Linked DNA regions of Homo sapiens: region 2 is linked to region 1. A link is a loop called in an ENCODE intact Hi-C map of the cell type or tissue named here. Cell type or tissue: K562. All regions are shown on one strand. Each heading gives the region's core, and the rest is flanking DNA. Links, peaks and the distances in the headings are about the cores only.

Evidence for each region. Peaks named below come from ENCODE experiments on the same cell type or tissue, not always from the same donor. Only the 100,000 strongest peaks of a DNase experiment are listed, where the experiment ranks them.
Region 2: it touches region 1 in a loop (4-fold over the local background); 2 of 110 quality-filtered maps call a loop at or near these places.

The regions. Positions count from the first base shown.
Region 1 is chr2:12,176,952-12,179,870 of GRCh38, reverse strand. All of the region lies in intron 3 of MIR3681HG (MIR3681 host gene), which reads right to left. Among named protein-coding and RNA genes, the nearest start is that of MIR3681, 21 kb to the left of the region's middle. In K562, for the core only: a CTCF peak has its summit at 1,265; DNase peaks (open chromatin) are centred at 1,360, 2,090 and 2,690.
Region 2 is chr2:12,275,815-12,278,733 of GRCh38, reverse strand. All of the region lies in intron 3 of MIR3681HG (MIR3681 host gene), which reads right to left. Among named protein-coding and RNA genes, the nearest start is that of MIR3681, 78 kb to the right of the region's middle. RefSeq lists a cis regulatory region at 1,001-1,011 and an enhancer at 934-1,078. In K562, for the core only: no CTCF peak of the experiment used is centred there; DNase peaks (open chromatin) are centred at 291 and 1,063; H3K4me3 peaks cover 1,914 bases.

The DNA of each region.
Region 1 (2,919 bases), core at 278-2,777:
GAGTGTGACACACTCCTTTCCTCCTACATGTTAAAGGGTAAAAAAGCAAAGCCTCTGAGGTTAGGACTGGACATGCCACAGAACCAAATCCAGGGTATGAGATAACCAAATCAAGGGAGAGGCCCGTTCACTAGGGCCAGGTGGGATTCAAGGTCAAAGCCATGCCACACCTAGAAGAGCTCTATATTGAATCCCATCATTACTTTTTAAACCACACAGACACACACACATTTGCACACACATACAGTCACATTCCTCAAACTATCAGAACTGGGGCATGGCTAAGTTCAGAAATTGGGGTCTGGCAGAAGGTGGAGGCAGAAAGCCAAATCGCTTCTGAGAAAAACACACCCTAATTCCCCCTTTAGCTCATAAAATTAGAGGAGAATTTCTCTATGGAGGGCATTCAACTTCTCTCTTGAAAATATACGTAGGGAAATGTGCACCAGGCAGAGGTAGAAGTCATTGAAGTCATTTCACAACTCTTAATTTACATGGACAATTAAATGTTTGTAGGTGTAGTACCTTCTATTCTTTTTTTTTTTTTTTTTTTTTTGGATGATGATGATCATCTTATAATTACAGCTCTTGGTGCAAGATTTGGAGAGGAAAACTGCATAGCATTAAAAAGAAGAAGAAAAAAAAAAACACTTGTGAATCCAAGCTATGCCATTCCCTCATTTTTTAGAACTGTCTTCTAGCCAAATTGAAGTGTGGGACCGCCTTCATCCTGCAGCTTCAGCAACAAGGCATATATTCCCTGGGTACATGCTGGAAAGAGAGGTCAGAGGGCAGGACCTACTACATGTCCTGAACAGTTGGGTGAAGGGTCAAGATCTGTTATGTGTAGCAGGTGATCACCCTGGAATGTAATGCATTCTGCAATGATAATTGAAGTCTGAGATTGTTTTAGAGATTATTTTAGCAGAGACAGTTAGTATTGTAGTTATGAGCTTGGTCTCTGGAGGCAGCCTGTCTGAGTTGGATGCTGAGCCCTTCTGCTTACTGATCATGTGGACTTGAGCCAGTTGTTACGGCTCTGAGATTCTGTTCCTCTACATGTAAAACAAGGATAATAAGAGGACCTGCTTCGCAGGATTACTGTGAACGTTGAATGAGTTAATGTGTGTCAGGTCTGAACACAGCACATAGTAGGTGCCTTCATGTTAATTGCTGTTATCTTACAAGTCCAGCTTCCACTGCTAGACTGAATTGGATTGAAAGCCAGTCCCTGTTGACTGACCGCCCCTGGAGGACAGCAGCTCCTCCACACAGGGAGGGAGTTCGGGTCCATCTCTTTGACTCTACCCCATAACTCTGGGGTGGGCCTGATGGGAAGGAATTATCTACCAAGCCCCAGGCATGATGCCAAGCTGTTGAATACTTCATCTCTCAGGTAGACAGTTATCTCCATTTCCCAGATGAGGAAACTGGTGCTCAGTAAATTTCAGTGACTTGCCTAAGTCTGTACAACTAGTAAGAGATAAAGCCACCCTTGGAAACCACAACTACACAGTTTCAAATTCCATACTCTTTCCACCAAATGCACAGTCTCCAGAATTTCACACAACCCCTCGAGTCCTCACCTAGAAAGTTTGAGGGCAGAGATAGGATCATCACCTCTTTCAAGAGAAGGAGGGTAGAGCAAGTGAGGATATTAACTGCACTTCAATAAACCACTCATAACATAAAAATAACACAGGAAAATCTCATGATCTGTTATCACCATCACGTCATTCAACCTAAGACATGTCAATGGCAACAATGTAGACAGGACAGAATATCCTGGAAGATATGGTGCAGATGTTCAAATCAAATAGGTCCAGCTCTTTCAACAGTTCATTTTTCTCATGGGCAGCCCACCCTGCTGCCTCCCATTTGGGCCTCCCCTGGGCTGGCTCCACAGTGGAAGCCCATGACCAGCAAACAGTGACCCAGTTGAGGCAACCACTTCATCTGCCACATGGTTCCAGACTTCACAGAACCAGAGAGAAAAACACTCTTCCTGTCAGCAGCTGAAAAATTTTGCTTTGGGCCCCAGGGTAAGTGTGACTGGGGCCTGTGTGGTCTAGCAGAAAGTTTGCTTGGCTGCCTGAGGAAAGAGAGACACTCAGGCTCATCTTAGTGACAGGGAGAAACGTGCAATTTCCCCCATGTGTCCACAGCTGCTCTCCTGCCAGCTGGACAACACAGACTGGCCTCATTCACTGAAAATGCTTCCAAACAAGTAACCTATAGCCTGCACGGGACTGCAGCCCGGGAGCCAGGAATCTGGCTGAGAATGAATGAGATACCTCTCAGCAGAGTTCCAAGTTGGAAAGAATCATTAAAAATGTGGCCATAATTTCTCTACAGAAAAAAAAAAAAGAGGACACATTCAGGGTCATTCTGAAATAGTCTTTGCAGAGACATCTGTTCCCGTTACAGCTTTGCTAAACCAAATATGTACGTGATGCTTCTGGTTTTCCTGTCAAGCTGATCAAAGGGTGTTTGTGTGTAGAATAATACATTTTAGGAACGAATGCCAGGCATGTCTGCAAATATTACATTAGAGGAGGGACAAGTTGGGGTGGTGTGGGGAGGGAGGGCACACGGCTGAGCTAATGGCCTTCCTGTAGCTGTTGCAGGCTGGAGAAGCCGAGGTGACTGTGGGGACTTCAATGAAACTGATAGCATCTCTGAGTCCAGGCCGGGAGATGACTCACCAGTGGAGACTCATTAGCACAGGGTCACCCAGGGACTGAGAGGTTCCTTTCAGAAAAAAGAAGCACAGACATCCAGCATCCTTCCTGCATTTCAATAACTCTGTTTAAACCAGGAGGAACTGGTTCCACGAGACCATGAACCTACATTCTCAAAAGAAAGACGCATTACATCTAATTAGGCATAGTTTTATTGATTTCTAATAAGATTTGGGGA
Region 2 (2,919 bases), core at 92-2,591, 99 kb before region 1:
ATGGCCTATACCTCACTGGGATAGGTTTTCTTATCAGAAAAGAGGGGAACAATAATACCTACCATAAATAATTGTGAATACTAAATAATTATTTTTGGAAACATTCAGACACAATGCCTATGGTCCAGTAATTCGGTGATTCACTCTCAATAAATGTGAGCTGAACTCAAACGTACTGAAACTGCATACATGTCCCCTGGAATAATTATTCACCTTCTCAGCAGCTTTCATGCATTCACTCCTTGAAGCTGGGTGAGTGAGGTGTGACAAGAGGGACAATTACAATTAGAAAAATCCGTCTGTCTTGGGTGTGATCCTTTGATAACTGTAAAGTGTCCGTTAGCCCCACACCACAATCTTTTGTTGGCAGAAGGATTGCTGATGATCTGAAAGTGCTTAGAATTGCACCTCAATTGCATCCTAATTATTAGGTTCTTATTATGAAATTCTTCAAGATCAAAGCTAGTAATTGAAGATTGTGCTATTGGAACACCTGTGGCATGGGCAAGAGGAACATTTAGCTCTCATTTGCTTTGCGCTTTTTCTTTATCATATAAAGTCTCATCCCAGATAGACATGAACAAGTAATAAAACCTCACTAAGGATGTTTTTTTTTAACCTTAAAATTGGTATGATGATAGAATTACAAAGAATAATGAGAGAAATAGACATGAAGTCCTTAGAGTATGTGGGACATGTTCGATGCTCAGTAAATGGCCATTATTGCCATCATGGTATTGAAGGTAAGTAAATCTAGATACAAATCCTGGACTTTATCATTGCTAAGTCTGTGACACTAGAGCAGTAAAACTTTCTGAACCCACTTTCTCATCTACACAAATGGGATTAATGCTACTCACCCTTTAGGACTGTGTAAAGATTAGAGAATGTGGAGAAAGTTCCTGGGCTTCATGGCCTTAGCAGAGTCCTTTTTTTCCTGTCCTGTAGTCCTGTATCTCACATGCTCTGAGTTTATCACCCTCAGAATGTCCTTGAGAGAGTGACTCAGCAAAGGGAGTTCCTTAAGAAGCCCCCAACCAACACAAACTGAGTTCAGATAAGGACAAACCATTTCCCACAACACCAGCAGAGTCCTGGGTTTCTTTTTCCCCTATCTTAAGAGCCACGTGTGTGTTAAAAGGGGGTCAGTTCATGCTTGTGTGTCTGCCTCTCAGCTATTCTTCAAGCTCCCAAGGTTTGGCTCAGGGTTGTAAAATAATATTAAGTTCTGACAGTGTAAGAAGTGTGCCCGGAAAAAAAATAACCAGAGCAGGAAGGAGAAGAAAAGCATGAGAAGAGTGCAGATGAGTTTTGCAGCTGGTTTTGCATTAGAAGGGGAACATTAGCATTAGACACAGGAAAACGTCGGCTGCGGAGCCCAAGTTTCCTTCACACAAAGGTCACCAGCTCTTCACTGTGAATAAACTCATGTTGCAGGTATGATGTTGCTTATGCAGTTTCTCGTTCCTCCATACTAAAAGGTTTTCAGCTTGGCAGCATTTTCCCCTGCACTAATCCAACTCTCCTTGGAAAATGTCATCCCGCTTGAATTTTCATAGCTCTGTCCTCACTCAGGCACCTGGGATTTCCGGATCAAAGCTGCCAATCCAGTGAAACTAGGCACCAGTATGTGTGGGAGAAGTAGTTCATTACTGTGGTCACCCAAGTGGGTTAATTTCAAACAAACGTCAAGAGGTTTCTTTTCTGCCCATTTTCCTCGGTTTACTTTTTTTCTACATAGGCAAGGAAGTCTATCTCTGGCAGTCTTTATTGGTGAGTAAGTTGGACAGTTCACATCAGTCCCTCATTCAGAAAAGGACTCAAGGTGTAGCTGCCCTTTTGCAAGGAATGGAAGAGATATGGTGGGATACCGATGGGAACTGTCAGGTCACTATGTGCATCATCCCTGTAGAAAGGACTGTCAGATAAACTGTGGAAGGAAATTACCACTTCCCGAGCTTCCATTCTATGCCAAGCTCTTCATAGGCATAAGAAGCTAAACAAATTGCCTAATGATAAAGAGCAAAGAAGTAAAAAACTGCTCAAGACAAGCTGATCTCAAATCTCATTTTTTTGTCCTTGTACCATATAGCCGGGACCGTATGGGACCAATTTTAGAGACAGTGTCTCGGTGGCAAGACCTCAATTTAAAATGCGGTGTAACCAGGCATAGTTTTTCCAACCTTTATGTCTTTTGTGGGCTTAGAGATGATGAGTAGGCTCCACAAAACTTGCCTTAAGCATTAACACACATAATACAGCAAATACTGTGTTTGGAAAACAGTGCTCAATTTTATGAAATTTGTTATTTATTCTGAGGCTCACACACAAGTTCTTTAACTAATGCCCTGTGATCTCATGTAAGTTTGTTATACCTGAAACTGGTTAATTTCTAAAGAACAGAAATTTATTTCTCACAGTTCTGGAGGCTGGAAGTCCAAGATCAAGGTGACAGCAGATTCTGTGTCTGGTGAGGGCTGTTCTCTGCACTGAGGATGACACCTCTTGCTGTGTCTTTACATGGCAGAAGGGATGGAAGGGCAGAAGGGACCTAGATAGTTCCCTGGAGCCCTTTTATAAAGGCATTAATCCCACTCATGAGGGTAGAGCCCACATGACTTGAAATCAACTCTGAAATGCTCCACCTCTTAATACTATTACATCGGGTCTTGATTTCCAACTATAAATTTTGGGAGGACACATACATTCACATCATAGCAAACTCTAAATAATTAATCCACAGAAGAGGGGTCACATGAGGGGTAAAAAAAATAAGGGTCTTGGATATGAGAAAAGAAAGTATCATTATTCACATGCAAGGAAAACAGCCGGAACTCATTCCAAGAAGACAAAATGGCGGAAAAGAAGGGGAGAAGAGAACTCGAAATACTCTGATTCCAGTGGGATCAGCCTTATCTG